Linked DNA regions of Mus musculus: region 1 is linked to region 2. A link is a loop called in an ENCODE intact Hi-C map of the cell type or tissue named here. Cell type or tissue: gastrocnemius. All regions are shown on one strand.

Evidence for each region. A loop is a pair of places that touch in the nucleus more often than their neighbours do. Peaks named below come from ENCODE experiments on the same cell type or tissue, not always from the same donor. Only the 100,000 strongest peaks of a DNase experiment are listed, where the experiment ranks them.
Region 1: a loop joins it to region 2, with 3 times the contacts of the local background. A loop is called at or near these places in 7 of 42 quality-filtered maps.

The regions. Positions count from the first base shown.
Region 1 is chr17:55,954,874-55,962,873 of GRCm38, forward strand. Ebi3 (Epstein-Barr virus induced gene 3) reads left to right here. Exons shown (of 5, transcript NM_015766.2): 4 at 1,312-1,466; 5 at 1,749-2,149. The coding sequence ends at 1,904. It overlaps Yju2 (YJU2 splicing factor), which reads left to right and starts at 4,314. Exons shown (of 8, transcript NM_028381.3): 1 at 4,314-4,388; 2 at 5,840-5,940; 3 at 7,146-7,290. The coding sequence starts at 4,365. Gm16712 (predicted gene, 16712) reads right to left here and starts at 4,528. Exons shown (of 3, transcript NR_108021.1): 1 at 4,261-4,528; 2 at 1,989-2,103; 3 at 1-1,494. It also overlaps a transcript of Zfp119b not described here. In gastrocnemius, CTCF peaks have their summits at 2,429 (motif pointing right) and 4,410; DNase peaks (open chromatin) are centred at 1,468, 2,452, 4,265 and 4,500; H3K4me3 peaks cover 2,510 bases; H3K27ac peaks cover 2,036 bases.
Region 2 is chr17:56,252,905-56,260,904 of GRCm38, forward strand. Fem1a (fem 1 homolog a) reads left to right here and starts at 3,889. Exons shown (of 1, transcript NM_010192.4): 1 at 3,889-8,000. The coding sequence starts at 4,005. The coding sequence ends at 5,969. In gastrocnemius, a CTCF peak has its summit at 3,048 (motif pointing left); DNase peaks (open chromatin) are centred at 2,730, 3,098, 3,823 and 4,399; H3K4me3 peaks cover 5,265 bases; H3K27ac peaks cover 5,500 bases.

The sequences.
Region 1 (8,000 bases), 300 kb before region 2:
CCTGTCTCAGAAAAGAAAGCCAAGAACAAAAGCTGATGCAGGTCGGTGAAAGGCTACACAGCTCTCGAGGGTTTAAACCTGAAGTCTCGACATGATCGCCCAACTCCAATCCTAAGGATCTGCTCAACAGCAATAAAGCTGTTCCTCCCTACCAATCCTTGGCAACATCATTGCTGGCATCCAGAAGGCCAGTGCCCCGTGCGTTCCCATGGAGCGATGGGCACCCAGTGCTTATCTAGCGTTACTCAGCCCTAACAAAGAGAGAGTGGGGCTCTGGCACCAACAGCTGTGGCGGGACCTTGAGGACACTACGCTCAGTGAGCAACCCAGACTCAACCCACCCAGTGTGGGCTGCAGTACAGAGGAGTCTAGAGACAGGAAGCCTGAGTGCTGAGGACAGAGAAGGGTAGGAAGATGGCTTGTGTTGTCATGAAGGAGTGTTCCATAAGTAGGTGGAGTAATGAAAACGCTCTCTGCAGATGCACGGGATGTCTTCTAGCAGAGACTTGTGCTCTCAGAATTGTATCTCAGAAAAGCCCTTCAGCCTACTGGAGACTTGCACTTTTCTTTGCCTGTGCAACCCTTGTGACTTCTATCAGCAGTGATGAGAGCGGTCCAGCAAATGGTTTTTCCTTGAGCAGATAGACGAATGAAGGAATAAATGAATGCCTGCATGACAGATATCAAGTGGATGAGTGAATGATTTAGTAATGAATGAATGCATAATGAGTGAATGAAGGCAGAAATGACATGAGTGCATGCACACGAATGACTTAATGAATGAACGAATGAATGCATGAATGACTTAGTGAATGAGTGAATAAATGCACAACTGACATAATGAATGCATAATGAATACATGAAGGCCATGAGTAAATGAATGAATGACATGAGTGAGTGCATGAACGAATGAATGACTCAATTAGGGAGTGAATGAATGAATTCACAAAGGATACAGTGAATGACCTAATGACTGGGAAATGGATCCCTGAACGAATGAGTGTATAAACGATAAGCGCAAATGAATGAGTTAATGAATCCAGAAACAAATCTGCACTTGAATCAACCAATAAATAAATGTGTGAGTGAGATGGTGAGTAACTGAGTAGAGGAATGAATTAGTGAAGAATTTAGTGAATACGTGAACGAATGAAGTGTGAGTATGAATGAACGGCAGGACGGAGCAAATCCATGAATAGCTGTCTGAGGGCGAAAGCGAACATGTGAATGAATGAGAGTCACAAACGAAGACTTAGTGTGTGAGGGATGAACCGGCAGAGCGGACGCTGACCCCGGTCCTGCTCCCACCAGTCAAGCCGGACCCTCCGGAAGGCGTGCGCCTGCGCACAGCGGGACAGCGCCTGCAGGTGCTCTGGCATCCCCCTGCTTCCTGGCCCTTCCCGGACATCTTCTCTCTCAAGTACCGACTCCGCTACCGGCGCCGAGGAGCCTCTCACTTCCGCCAGGTGAGCTGCGCGCGCAGGGGGGCGTGGTCTGGAAGAAGGAGGAGCACAGAGGTGGATGCTGAGTGAGACTGGGTCCCACTGGGTAATCTCCTGTCTCCGCCTATCGCCTCTGTTGGAGCGTAGAGATTGTTGGTGTGATTCAGCAATAGACTTTACCTGCTTGCTGGGAATTCGAACTCACTGCAAGCTCTTTACCCACCAAGCCAGCTCCCCAGCTCCCCAATGCATTGTGGTCCTTCCCACCTCCTCCTTCCAATGGCCTGACACCCCTTCTCCCCACAGGTGGGACCCATTGAAGCCACGACTTTCACCCTCAGGAACTCGAAACCCCATGCCAAGTATTGCATCCAGGTGTCAGCTCAGGACCTCACAGATTATGGGAAACCAAGTGACTGGAGCCTCCCTGGGCAAGTAGAAAGTGCACCCCATAAGCCCTGAAGAGGGACTGGATCCTTGATATCAGACCCTGATGTCGTCTACTTGAGGGTGGCAGGGTGGCCTGTCCTGAGTCTGAATACTGACTTTCCATGTACTGGGCTGCTCCGAAGCACTGGATAATTCACTTGACTTCTTCAGACCTCAATTTCCAACCCTGTGGGATGATCTTTCTTCTTCTGCCGGTGCGGGGCTTTGTGAACTTTGTGATTTAATTAGAAAGACGGATTAAATAAGAATCATCATCATCGTGGTGTTTTGTTTTGTTTCTTTGTTTCTTTGTTTTGAGACCGGGTTTCTCTGTGTAGCCCTGGCTGACCTAGAACTGACTCTGTAGACCAATCTATCTTCAAACTCACCGAGATCGCTTGCCTCTGCCTCCTAAGTGCTAGGATTAAAGACGTGCACCACCACCCAATAGGAATTACTATTAAAATTAAGAATTCCTCTTTGCCCATTTTAAATTTTTAAATATTTTATTTTCAAATATAAGTAAAGGGTTATGTGCAGTGCCCACTGAGGCCAGACGAGGGCGCCAGAGCCCGTGAAGCAGGAGTACCGGTCCACAGGGTGACTGCTGGGTCTTCAGCTAGAACAGCCTGTGCTCCAGCACAGGAGCGCCTCTTTATCCCTGTCTGTCCATCATGTCCATGGAGTGAGTGACGTTGGGGCTTGTCTGTGTTTGTGTGCACACAGCACACCTCAAGGCCTCATACCTCCAAGGCTTCACCGACTGAGTCATCTCCACGGGCCCCCAAACAAGGCCTTCATGACAAAAAGAAGTTAATGTGGCTCGAGGGTCAGGAGCCTGGGGGGACACAGAATGGTGCTAGCTTCAAAAAGGAATTCCACATGGTACAGTGCATGAAGGGGGGCATGAAAGTGGGAGAAAGGGAGAGGATGGAGCAAGGTGCAAGGCCCTGCAAAAGGACATGGCACAGGAGCTACCTGTAGGAGAATGTTGGAGACACACCCCTAGCACCTGTTTCCTCAGCTAAGAGGAAAATAGGACAAAGCCCAGCCTTGTTGAAATGAGGATATCGAGGGTGGGGGTAGGGATGGAGGATGGTGGCAAGCTAAAGACCAGCCTAGAAATCCTGTTTCAAAAAGACCAAAAGAATAGGAGGAGGAGGAGCAATGGGGGCTGGGCTCAATGCTGGGGCTTGTCATATTTTGTAGGCACAAATAATAAATAAACAAATGTAAAAAACGAATACTAAGCCTGGCAGTGGTGGTGCATGTCTTTAATCCCCAACACTAGAGGCAGCCACAGGCGCATCTTTGTTGAGTTTGAGGCCAACCTGGTCTACAGACTGAGTTCCAGGACAGCCAGCACTACACAGAGAAACCCTGTCTCAAAAACAAAAACAAAACAACAGCAAAGATACTATTTTTTAAAGAAAAAAGTAAAAAGAGTTGGGCACAGTGTCTCTTATTTGTAAACCCAGCACTTGGGAGTCAGAGGGAGGGGAGGACTACTGAGTTTTCAAGGTCAGCCTGGATTACGTGGTGAGTTCCTCTCTCATAAAAGAAGAAACGCACCGGGTGGTGGTGGCACAGGCCTTTAATCCCAGCACTTGGGAGGCAGAGGCAGGCAGGTTTCTGAGTTCGAGACCAGCCTGGTCTATAAAGTGAGTTCCAGAACAGCCAGGACCACACAGAGAAACCCTGTCTCGAAAAAAAAAAAAAAAAAAAAGGAGAAGAAAGAAGAAACGCACGCGCGCACGCACACACCACCACCACCACCAACAAAACACAATGAAAACCAGGCAGGTCACTGATTCCAGGCTTGCAGTAAGATTGTTTCAAATTTAAGGCCAAGCTGGACTGCAGAGTCTGCTCCAGGCCAGCCTGGGCATCTTAGTGAGAGGCTACCTCCCAGCATTAGAGCGCTGGGTGGTGTTTTCTGTGGTAGAGTGCCTGCCTGGCATATGCAAAGACCCTGGATTCCATCCCCAGCAGCAGAAATAAAGAAACTTAAGAAGAAGGAACACCAGAACGGGACATGGTGGCCTTTAATTATTTGGTCCCAGAACTCACAAGCAGGAGGATCTCCTTTAGTTTGTGACCACCCTGAGCTACATAGTGAGTTACAGGACAGCCAGGGACACACAGTGAGACTCTGACTCAAAAAAACAAACAGCATTGTTGATCAGAGTTAGGAGAGAAAATGTTATTATCCCAGGCAGCTTTCTCCATCCTTTCAGTGTGCTAGATAAGCGCACACAGGATCCACATGTCCCGGAACCTTTATTTCGGGTTTCAACTACCGGCACCCGGAAGGGAACGGAAGCGCACTCCCGACTCGGATCGACAAAGATTGCAGCCAATGAGAACGATGAAGCGGGTAGGCACCAACCAGTGAGCCGGCTTAGGAAGTGGCGACACTGAGGCGCTGAATCGGAGAAACTCCCCGTAGACTGAGGACCGCTTCTTCGCTTGTTCGCTGGACAGGAAGCGAAAATGTCGGAACGGAAAGTTTTAAACGTAAGTGCTCAGAGTCTAAATGTTCCTACAGAGGGTGAAGTGTGCGAGGGCTCCGGGCGAGGCGTGCTTCCTTCCGGTCATTTCCTTTTGCAAGCCCCTCTCGCGCACACGCACGCACACGCACGCGCGTCTTCCAGTCGGGCGGGAGCTTTCCAAACTCTTGCCAATCACATTTTTGGGGGCGGTCGTTAGCTTCCCCCTCTCCCCGCCCCCCCCCCCCCAGCTTCGTGAGTAACCAATCATCACCAGGGAAGCGGAGCTTCTGTCACTTTACCCAATTGGGGGCAGGACTGCTTCTTTGTGGGTTTTCCCCAGATCAGATCAGGGGATGTTGTTGGTCACCTCAGTTCTTCCCGGCTTTTGTTGAATTAATATCCGAAACCTTTTGCAGAGATGTCTACATCATGTTGGGGTTTCTGGGGTGACTCAGTCTCCACTCTTGGAAAATTTTGCTCTCCATTTCCTGGATCTGTTTTTTAAATGTTTGCTTTGGGTTAAGGTTTCACTGTACACAGAAGGCCCAGAATGGCCTCGAACTCACAGACCAAAAGTTTGTACACCTAAGATGGGCTATATTCACTTTTTAAAGGATTAGTTTTATTTTCACTTTATGTTTTTCCTTCATGTCTGTCTGTGCAGCACGTTTGTGTGCACTGCCCAGGCTGACTGTAAACTCACAGTTCTGCATCAGCCTCCTGAGTGCTGGTATGACAGTTGTACACCATCATTCCCGTCTACCGCCTGAATTAGCAAAGCTTCCTCTCTCGTGAGCCTGGTTGCCAGTAGGTGTCAAAAGCAGAGCCTCCTTGTTGGTGGTCCACATAGCTTCTTTTTGGGGGAGAGGGGAGTTGTCTCTCTTCAGCCCCCTGTCTCAAATTCCCGGGTGCTGGGTTTGGACATTGGCATGCCAGTAACCCAGAGTGGTTGTCCCTGTGCGCCTCACCCCAGCCTCCCAAGCACACAGAGAGGCCAGAGCCTGTTCTCCCCAAGGAGATTCACTGGCCAGATTTTGCCCTGGGATGGTGCCCTGCAGCCTGTGTGGTACCCTAGTGCAGGTTAGGCCACCATTGACAAGGTCTGATTTATGTCGGGCCTCCATTTCCTCATGAGTGTCTAGAATCTTATCATGTGATAGGCAGCAGGGGTCCACCCTTACTGCAAACCCTGGGCCTCTAGAACCTTCCCTAGAAGGCATGTCACAGCGTAGGAAAGTGACCCACCACACTATATAATTTGTGTTGGAAGCTTGTGCACTCCTCCCTGTCCCAACTTCTCTTCTCATGACTGTGCTTCAAACAGCTCATGTCTGGAAAGGCTCCAGCAAGCTGAATCCTGAGCAGATAGATCCCTTAAACCAGAGTATCCTGCGTCTGCTAACATGGCTCTCAGACCCCATTCCTGCCCGTATGGGACCTGAGCACCAGAAAACAGCAACGCCCTCTTCTCCACAGAAATACTACCCACCTGACTTTGACCCATCGAAGATCCCGAAACTCAAGCTACCCAAGGACCGGCAGTATGTGGTGCGTCTGATGGCCCCCTTCAACATGAGGTGAATCCCTGGGGACATGAGGCTGGAGGCTGATTCTCTGGAGAAACAACAAACAAAGATAATAGTTCCCACCCTCACAGAGTCCCCAACCCCTATCTCAGTAGAAAATCAGAGTGACACTTGGCCCTGCAGGATTTTGGACCCTCTAGTGGCAGCCCTCCTCCTGCCCAGGGCCTTTGCACCACCTATGGCATCTGCCTGCAGATCTCTTGTAGCCAGCTTCTCTGACAGAGCCTGTCTCCCATCTCATCCCAGGCAGGCTGCCAGCCTCCTCTTAGACCTTCACCCCCACTTTCCTGGGTTCAACCAGCTTTGAACCAGACAGTTATTCACACTTGACTGTGTGTGAGAATCACAATCCTGTAAGTCACACCTGTACAGTCACTGAGGATGGAGAAGCTGTCCGTGTGACTAATTGATTATATCTTGTCTTCATTTCTTTGTTTGCTCCTGTCTTAGACACTGTGAACATGGGAGCTCTTAGAAGAGAAAGCATCTAATTGGAGTTTGCTTACAGTTTCAGAGGGTTAGTCCATTGTCACCATGGTGGGGAACATGGCAGTCATGGTGCTTGAGAAGTAGTTGGAGACTACATCCTGATCTGCAGGCAGAAAGAGAGAAACACCAGATGTGCTGTGGGTTTCTGAAACCTCATAACTCACCCCTAGTGACACTTCTCCAGCAAGGCCACACCTCCTAATCATCTTCCTCCTCCCGACCCCCCAAGACTCCTCGGTGACTAAGCATTCAAATCTATGACTCTTAGGGACCATTCTCATCCACACCACCGCACTCCTCTGCAGGCAGTTGTCAGGCACGTATCATTGATGGGGCGAGGGGAGCCTCCTGACCCTCAGAGGCTGGTGGGGAGTGGGAGTCATACCCATCCTCTGTAGTAACACAAGGACACATGAGGCAGGCAGGGCAGGTGGTCTGCCAGCCGGACAGTCAGGGAAGTGTTAGAATCTCAGGCTGCCAGGACAGCAGAGAAAAGGCCCTGAGGTAGGACTAAGCCAGAGGTGTTTGTAGGTACAGCAGTAAACCAGGACAGGAAGTGGGGGGAGCAGCCAGGGTCAGGATTCTGCTGTCCCCTTGGCAGTTCTCAGAAGCTCCATACACCCAGTCCCTCCTACCTATAAGGTACATATGCTGCCACTGGGTGCTAGAGCAGAGGACAGACACTCACGCGCCTGCCCCGGCTGCAGGTGTAAGACGTGTGGAGAATACATCTACAAGGGGAAGAAGTTCAATGCACGAAAGGAAACAGTCCAGAACGAGGCTTACCTGGGCCTGCCAATCTTCCGATTCTACATCAAGTGCACGCGCTGCTTGGCCGAGATCACCTTCAAGGTAGGGGCTTCATTCATTCGCTTTCCCTCTGTGAACACTCCACAAAAGGGCAGAGTGTTGGGAAGGTGCTTGCAGCAGAACCACACACAGAAAAGCCTGCCCACCTGCATGTGTGCAAGGTATGGGATATGTTGCGGGGTCAGGAAAAAATCATGTTGTTCTGGGCCTTGCTTGTTGCTTTGCTTCGACAGTGTCCTGTAGCACAGGCTGGACTCAAACTCCGATGTACTCGGGTGACTGTGATCCTGATCCTCCGGCCTCCACCTCTGGGCTGCTAGGACGGCAGCCTTATGCCACCACATCTGGATAAAAGTCATGATTTTCTTCTGTTCTTTCGTGTTTCTTGGGATGGAGGTCAGAGCTTCACATTCTCTAGGCAAATGTTCTTCCTGAGCCACTGCGCAAGCACAAAAGCCTGAGGACTTGGGGAAAGCTAGGAGAGGAAAAGCACTCTTCCTGTCGGCACCACTGGAGGCTGTGGGGTTTTGGGTTGGTTTAGATTGGGTTGGGTTTTTTTGGTTGGTTGGTTTATTTGGTTGTTATTTTTTCACTATAAGCTTTAACCTAAAAAAAAAAAAAAAATAGGATTTGGAAAAAAAAAAAAAAAAAAGCCGGGCAGTGGTGGCGCACGCCTTTAATCCCAGCACATGGGAGGCAGAGGCAGGCGGATTTCTGAGTTCCAGGACAGCCAGGGCTATACAGAGAACCCT
Region 2 (8,000 bases):
AAATAAACACATCTTTAGAAAAAAGAAAAGATCCGGGCAGTGGTGGTGCACGCCTTTAATCCCAGCACTTGGGAGGCAGAGGCAGGCGGATTTCTGAGTTCAGGCCAGCCTGGTCTACAGAGTGAGTTTCAGGACAGCCAGGGCAATACAGAAGAACCCTGTCTCAAAAAAAACAAGAACAAAAAACAAAAAAACAAAAAAAAACAAAAAACAAAAAAAAAAAAGAAAGAAAAAGAAAAAAGAAAGAAAAGAAAAAGAAAACATCTAAATGCAAAAGTGTTTAAATCCAGCTGTATTTGAAGGAGCCAAGAGGCCACTGACTGGGACCTGTGGGGCTCTCAGCACTGGGATCTTTCCCTAGAGAAGAAGGGGCCCAGGATCTGTGTGCACAGAGAACACAAGGGAATGATGGATGAATTAGAGGCTAGCTTGAGCTGTATAGTGAGATCCAAGACTGATTCCTAGGACCCACAGACACACATGGTAGAAAGAGAAAGTGGATTTTTCCCAAGCTGCCCTCTGACTCCAGCATGCACACACACGCACATGCATATGCATATGCATATGCAAACTTGGAAGCAATATAAGAAAGAACCTTTAGAGGACCAGGCAAGGTGCTCATTAAGAAATCATGGCTGGGGGTGGGGGTATGGGGGACTTTTGGGATAGCTTTGGAAATGTAAATGAGGAAAATACCTAATAAAAAATATATTTAAAAGAAAAAAGAAATCATGGCTAACTGTGACTCTGAGTGGCTGTGGGAATGCACCTGCCATGGATGGCAGAGACTGGATGCTGAGCCCAGACTTGTCTCTGTGCTCTAAATTTGATTGAGAGAGCTTACTTTAATAACTAAGGTGGAAGAGGGATGGGCAGAGCCCTAACAACCTCTGGCCTTGCATGCAAGTACATGTGTGTGCTCACAGACGAAGATGTGTTTTAAAATGGCATATTCCAGGGTAGAAGAGATGGATGAGCACTTAGAGCCTGTTCTGCTCTTGAGGATGATAAACTTTAGCTTCAGCACCCACATGGCGGCTTAACCCTCTGTAATTCCACTTCCAGGGAACTTGATGCCCACCCCCCTTTGGCCTATAAAGGTACCTGCACTGACACCCATATAAATAAAAATAAAATCTTTTTTTACGATTACATAATGTGTCCAGGTGGCTCAGTGGAGAGCACATGCCAAGCATCGGCAGAGGCCCTGGGGTCCATCTTCAACACCAGGAGAACCGCTCAGTGTTGAAGCCGTTGGTCTGTGATTGACCGGGAAGATATGAATTGCATATTGGTGTACCGTTCCATGGGCCTCCCCACTTTCCTCCTGGAGCCTGGTCCTGGCTGCCGCCGCCCAGCTTCTAAGCTCCTTTCCTCCCCAAACCCCATCAGCAACTGTTTAGAGAATGAGCAGGTCCTCCCAGCCTGGGCTTGGCAACTCTGGGATCTGTGCTACCACCTTTTCTACTTTCTGGGTGCTTAAGAACATACGTATTAAAATATTAAGGGTCTGGAGAGATGGCTCAGCGGTTAAGAGCACCGACTGCTCTTCCAAAGGTCCTGAGTTCAAATCCCAGCCACCACATGGTGGCTCACAACCATTCGTAACAAGATCTGACGCCCTCTTCTGGAGTGTCTGAAGGCAGCTACAGTGTATTACATATAATAAATAAATAAATCTTTAAAAATATTAAATATATACACATGTATATGTGTACATAAACCAATATAAATAAACAATAATAAATATATAGTTGTTTTTTTTTTGAGACAGTTTCTCTGTGTAGCCCTGGCTTTCCTGAAACTCACTCTCTAGACCAGGCTGGCCTCGAACTCAGAGATCCAACTGCCTCTGCCTCCTGGGTTTTGGGATTAAAGGCATGCACCTGTGCCACCACAGCCTGGAGATATGCACCTAGTGGGAGAGCCCTGGTGAAGCTCTAATTGTCTGAGTCTCTTGCATGGCTAGTGCGTGCCAGAGGCTCAGCTGTGGCTCTACATGAGAGTTGCTGGTCAGGGGTTCCGAGGTGGCTTATGGCTATTCACACGCAGTGGGGTGCCAGGGGCAAGCAGCCTGTGCAAGACAAGCAAATGTCAGAAGCTGAAGAGGAGCTATGCAGAGCAGAGACAGGCTGAGGTATGGATAGACACAAGGTGCAGACAGGAGCTGGAGTGGCCACCAGCACAGCCCCCCCCCCCCCCAGTCTCCTTGGAGCTGACTCACTGCAGGCCTGAGGGAGTACAGAAAGACAAATCATATTGAAAACAAAGAAAAACAACTAGTGAGGTGGTTAGGCAAGCAAAGGTGCTTGCTGCCAAATCTGATGACCTGAGTTTGAGCCCCAGGACGCACACACGGTGGAAGAGGATGACTCCCAAGGGTTGTCCTCAGATCTCTGTGCCTGTGCTGCGGTGTGTGTGTGCACACACAATAATACAAATTTAAACTACATTTATTTTTCTTATTCTCTGTGTGTGTCCATGTGCTACAGAACATGTATGGATGTCAGAGGACAGCCCTTGGGAATCAGTTTTCATCTTCCATCACGAGGGTCCCGGGAATTGACATCAACCGGAGCTACATGAAATCCTACCTCAAACTGATCTTTAAAAAGACCTTGAGGAACTGGAGCAGTGGTTCAGCTGTGACTCTCAACCATAGGGATGCGCACACCACCAGTAACTCCAGCGGCAAAGATCCCGACGCCCTCTGCTGGCCTTGGCGGATGGAGGGAAAGCATGTGGCCTTTAAATTTTTTATTTATTTAATTTTATTTTATGTGCATTAGTGTAAGATCCCTTGAACTGGAATTACAGACCAGTTGGGAGCTACCATGTGGGTGCTGGGAATTGAACCAGAGTCCTTTGGATAAGTAGTCAGTGCTCTTGACCACTGAGCCATCTCTCTAGCCCCGCATGTGGCTCCTTAAAAAAAGAAGAAAGAAAGAAAAAGAAAAGCTAACGTGAAAATCGAGACTGCCTAACATTTCTGCAAATAGCTAAAGGCGAGTTGGGGTGCGCTGCCAGCTCAAGATCTTACACTCGGCGCGCGCCCCCTGCTGGTCAGCAAGCCTTTCGTAGAAGCCCTTCGCCTTCCACCTCGCTCCGGATTGGCTGGGAGTTGCCTTTGTTGCCCGCTGGGAAATGTAGTCCGCAAAGGAGGCGGAGGCCCATTCATTTCCTGCCTGCGCGACCTCGAAAACCGGAAGTACAGCACCACGCTACCCTGGGTCGTCCGCAAGGGCCGCCGAGCCTTGCCCGATACGAAGGGAGGCTTTTTATTTACATTTCGTCTCGCGGGTGCCCCACGGCGCTGTGGGAAGCGAATTCCTTTTTCCCCCACTTCATGTTTTCCTGTGGATTCTGACATGAATGACAGAATGCACATTATCACCTGGCCAAGCTGCTCAGAGCCCCTCAAAACATGGTGTATTTCCATGATGGGAACTGTAGTCTTTCAATGGTACCTCGCCCAGTATTCTTCGAGCTAAAGCTCGGACTTCTTGCCCTGTCTAGAGTCTGTGTCAGTGACAGTAACCGGAAGTATGTCATCAAATACTCAGGGTCACATACAACTTTATAGACTTGCATGGTAGGAATTGAAAACTGAGACCCTTTTGAGAGACGTCCTTTTGGGAACTGAGTGAGAACATGCTGCCGGCAATCTCCGCCTTAGAGTCAATACCAGGAAGTATGTCACCACATTTCCCAAGGATCGCACTAACCATTGGCCTTGCTTGGCGGAAATTGCCGTCCTGTCACCGGTTCCCCCCTATCCCTTTCGGGAAATGTAGTTTTTTCGCTTTTCTGATTCCAGTATCATTCGGCGGGCGATCGCTCATAGGACTCCATTTCCCAGCATGCCTGTGCACACTCTGTCCTCGCCCCTTCGCGGCGGCCATTTTATTCCTCCCGGAGACCCGCTAAGATGACAGCCCGGGAGAAGGTGAAGGTTGTCTCTGGCGACCGGCGGCCCGGCTAGATCCAGCAGCGAGGCTTCCAGCATGGATCTGCACACAGCGGTGTACAATGCGGCGCACGACGGCAAGCTGCCGCTGCTGCAGAAGCTGCTGGCCGGCCGTGGGCGTGAGGAGCTGGAGGAGCTGCTGGGTGAGGTGGCCGGCGGTGGCACGCCACTGCTAATCGCAGCGCGCCGTGGACACCTAGACGTGGTGGAGTATCTGGTGGACCACTGCGGCGCCAGCGTGGAGGCGAGCGGCTCCGTGCACTTCGATGGCGAGACCATCGAGGGCGCGCCGCCGCTCTGGGCAGCGTCGGCCGCGGGTCACCTGGCCGTGGTGCGTAGCCTTCTGCGCCGAGGCGCCTCGGTCAACCGCACCACGCGCACCAACTCCACGCCGCTGCGCGCCGCCTGCTTCGACGGCCACCTGGACGTGGTACGCTACCTGGTGGGCGAGCACAAGGCGGACCTGGAGGTGGCCAATCGCCACGGCCACACGTGCCTTATGATCTCCTGCTACAAGGGCCACCGCGAGATCGCGCGCTACCTGCTGGAGCGCGGCGCACAGGTGAACCGGCGCAGCGCCAAGGGCAACACCGCCCTGCACGACTGTGCAGAATCTGGCAGCCTGGAGATCCTACAGCTGCTGCTGGGCTGCCACGCGCGCATGGAGCGCGACGGCTATGGCATGACCCCGCTGCTGGCCGCCAGCGTCACCGGGCACACCAACATCGTGGAGTACCTCATCCAGGAACAGCCGGGCCACGAGCAGCTCTCAGGGACAGAGCTTCCCGGGGAAGGCTCCTCCCAGGTGGCAGGAAACCACTGCTCCACCCCAGAAGAAGCAGAACCGTATGAGAGCTGCTGCCCTACCAGCCGGGAAGCAGCTGTGGAAGCTTTGGAGCTGCTGGGTGCCACCTACGTGGATAAGAAAAGGGATCTGCTTGGAGCCCTGAAGCACTGGAGAAGGGCGATGGAACTCCGTCACCAGGGTGGAGGCTACCTCCCTAAGCCGGAGCCCCAGCAACTGGTTCTGGCCTATGACTATTCCAGGGAGGTGACTACACCCCAAGAGTTGGAAGCCCTCATTACAGATCCTGATGAAATGCGGATGCAGGCGCTGCTGATACGGGAGAGAATCTTGGGCCCCTCACATCCTGACACTTCATACTACATACGGTACCGGGGTGCTGTCTATGCGGACTCCGGGAATTTCGAGCGCTGTATCCGTCTGTGGAAGTATGCCTTGGACATGCAACAAAACAACTTGGAGCCCCTGAGCCCCATGACCGCCAGCAGCTTCCTGTCGTTTGCAGAGCTCTTCTCCTACGTGCTGCAGGACCGCTCGGCCAAGGGCAACCTGGGCATGCAGCTTGGCTTTGCCGACCTCATGGGTGTGCTCAGCAAAGGGGTTCGGGAAGTGGAGCGGGCTCTGCAGTTGCCCAAGGAACCGGGTGACTCCGCACAGTTCACCAAAGCCATTGCCATCATCCTCCACCTTCTGTACCTATTGGAGAAGGTGGAGTGCACCCCCAGCCAGGAACACCTCAAGCACCAGACAGTCTACCGCCTGCTCAAGTGTGCCCCTCGCGGTAAAAACGGCTTCACCCCACTACACATGGCGGTGGACAAGGAGACCACCAACGTGGGCCGGTATCGTGTGGGCGTCTTCCCATCGCTGCAGGTGGTCAAGGTGCTGTTGGACTGCGGAGCAGACCCTGACAGCAGGGATTTCGACAACAACACCCCACTGCACATCGCTGCCCAGAATAATTGCCCGGCCATCATGGATGCTCTCATCGAAGCTGGGGCCCACATGGACGCCACCAATGCCTTCAAAAAGACTGCCTACGAGCTGCTGGACTCGAAGCTGTTGGCTAAGAGCACCGTGCAGCCTTTCAATTATGTGACACTGCAGTGCCTAGCTGCCCGTGCCCTGGACAGGAACAAGGTCCCTTATAAGGGCTTCATCCCAGAGGAGCTGGAGGCCTTCATCCAGTTGCATTGAGCCTAGCCCAGCTGTTGGTGCCCACTTGGGCCTTACTCCTCCAAGCAGAAGCATCCAGGCCCTATGGCCTGCTGGAGTGAACCCAGCTGCTGATTCTAGAAGCCTTCAGGGTCACATGGTAGGAAGACGGTCTTTTTTTCTGTGGAAGTGCAAAAACAAAAACCCGGATGCCTGAGCCTCCCCAGTGGCATGCTTCTGTCTGGGTCTGGAGGCCTCTGCACTGTCCTAGAGTCCTGCAGTGAGCAAAGCTGTCTCCTTCCTGTGGTGGGCACTGACCACCTAGATGTTTGCATTTGGTTTTTCCTTTTCTAAGCAGATGGGCAGCAGCCTGGAGCCCATGTTGTGAGGGTTTTTCTGTCTGTTTTCACTGGTTTCTGTTTGTTGGACTTAGTAATGACTGAGTTGAGAGTTGCCAGTATTTTGCAGTGGCCACAGCTGAGAACAGCATGAACTGTGTGTGCAGATCTGTGACCAAGATCCTGGGAAGCCTCCTCAGTTCTGTGCTGATTAGAGAGAGGACTATCTCCCAAGAAAGCCCAGAGCCAGTTGCAAGAGCCACAGCCAGGCAGACACTGGTGCCTTCTGTCCCGCCCTCTGGATGGACAGACAGTTCCCAACCTTGGGACACAGCTGGAACTGCCAGGCAGATGGTGACCAGGCCACCTGGCCACCAGGTTCACATCTGTGCCACACTTGTCACACTGTCACCTTCATCGCTGAGGACCTGACCCCTCTTTTGTTGAGGAGTCCCCGGTATCCCAATAACTTCTGGGGATGGGCTTCTAACCAAGATAGGGGAAGGTGGGGGGCTGCCAGCCAGGGTAGCGATGGACCCATGTGGTACTAGCTTGGCCCACGTGAGACCCTGTGTGCAGCCCCAGAACCACAAAAAGTTACTGAACAGCTGCCTATGACTCCACCAGCTCTCGATTCCATCATATGTGGTGAGTGGTTCACCCTGGATTAGGCCAAAGCAGGAGGTACTCATCCCCGGCCGTAGAAGCCAGCTACATGGATAGGAAGTCATGTGTAGAGGGGCCAGTCCCTCCCTCAGCCATTTAAGCCACATAAACTGTCCCTTGAGGACCGTCAGTGTGTGATTGCAGTGCTAGGTAGATTCTCTGTATAAGCAAACTTTAGGCCTTACTGGGCAGGGTCTCGCTGCTCCACCCTGCCAAAGCTCAGGGCAAACATGAACCCCTTTGAGTCTTGGCACTGATATTTATGGATTAAAATGCAGGTATGTGAAGATGTCTGCCTAGCTGTTATTTAATGTAGCTAGGTAGAGCGGGAGCCAGGTGAGTGCCTGTCAAGCATGCGTGGTGGCACACACCCAACATCTTAGCACTTCCAGGGCTGAGGCAGGAGGATCATAAGTTGGAGGCCACGGGAGTAGACAGTAAGTTCAAGAATAGCCTGGGGGTATTGTAATAAGAGTATTTTAAGACTCCCTACCCTCTCAAAACTGTCTCCTATGAAGTGTAGCACTAGTGAGCATTTACTGAGTCCCTGCTGCACCCCACGTGCTCAAATGTACCACCTGGTTCACAGCAGCTGCCTTCTGATGGAACCAGTACCATTCAGGTATCTCAGGTGGAGCAAGTTCAGAGAGGTTACACTAATGGTGTGCCTGGGGAGGGACACAGAGCACATGAGAAAATATCAGACTCAAACCCTCTGTCTCAGTGGCTGACATGTTTAGATCCACTCCCCTACCTCAGCACCTTGAACATATATCTCATGGGTCCTTCCATAACCACTGACTTCCGACCTCAAATTTAAGAGGAACAATTGTTTGAACCCCATGTTCTTCATGCTGTCAGAATTAGGAAATTTGACCTGGGGCCTGAACATTCTTCTGGGAGGGTTAATACAGCGGGTCCCAGAGGCTGCCTCCAGCCAGGTTCTTCCTAGGTGGAACAGCAGGATCAAAGAACAGATTCCTGCCAAGCCACCACAGGGCCCACCCAGCCTTAACTCTATGCTACCTGTAATTGAACAGGCCTGTGTCACCTGTGTACTCTTTAGCCA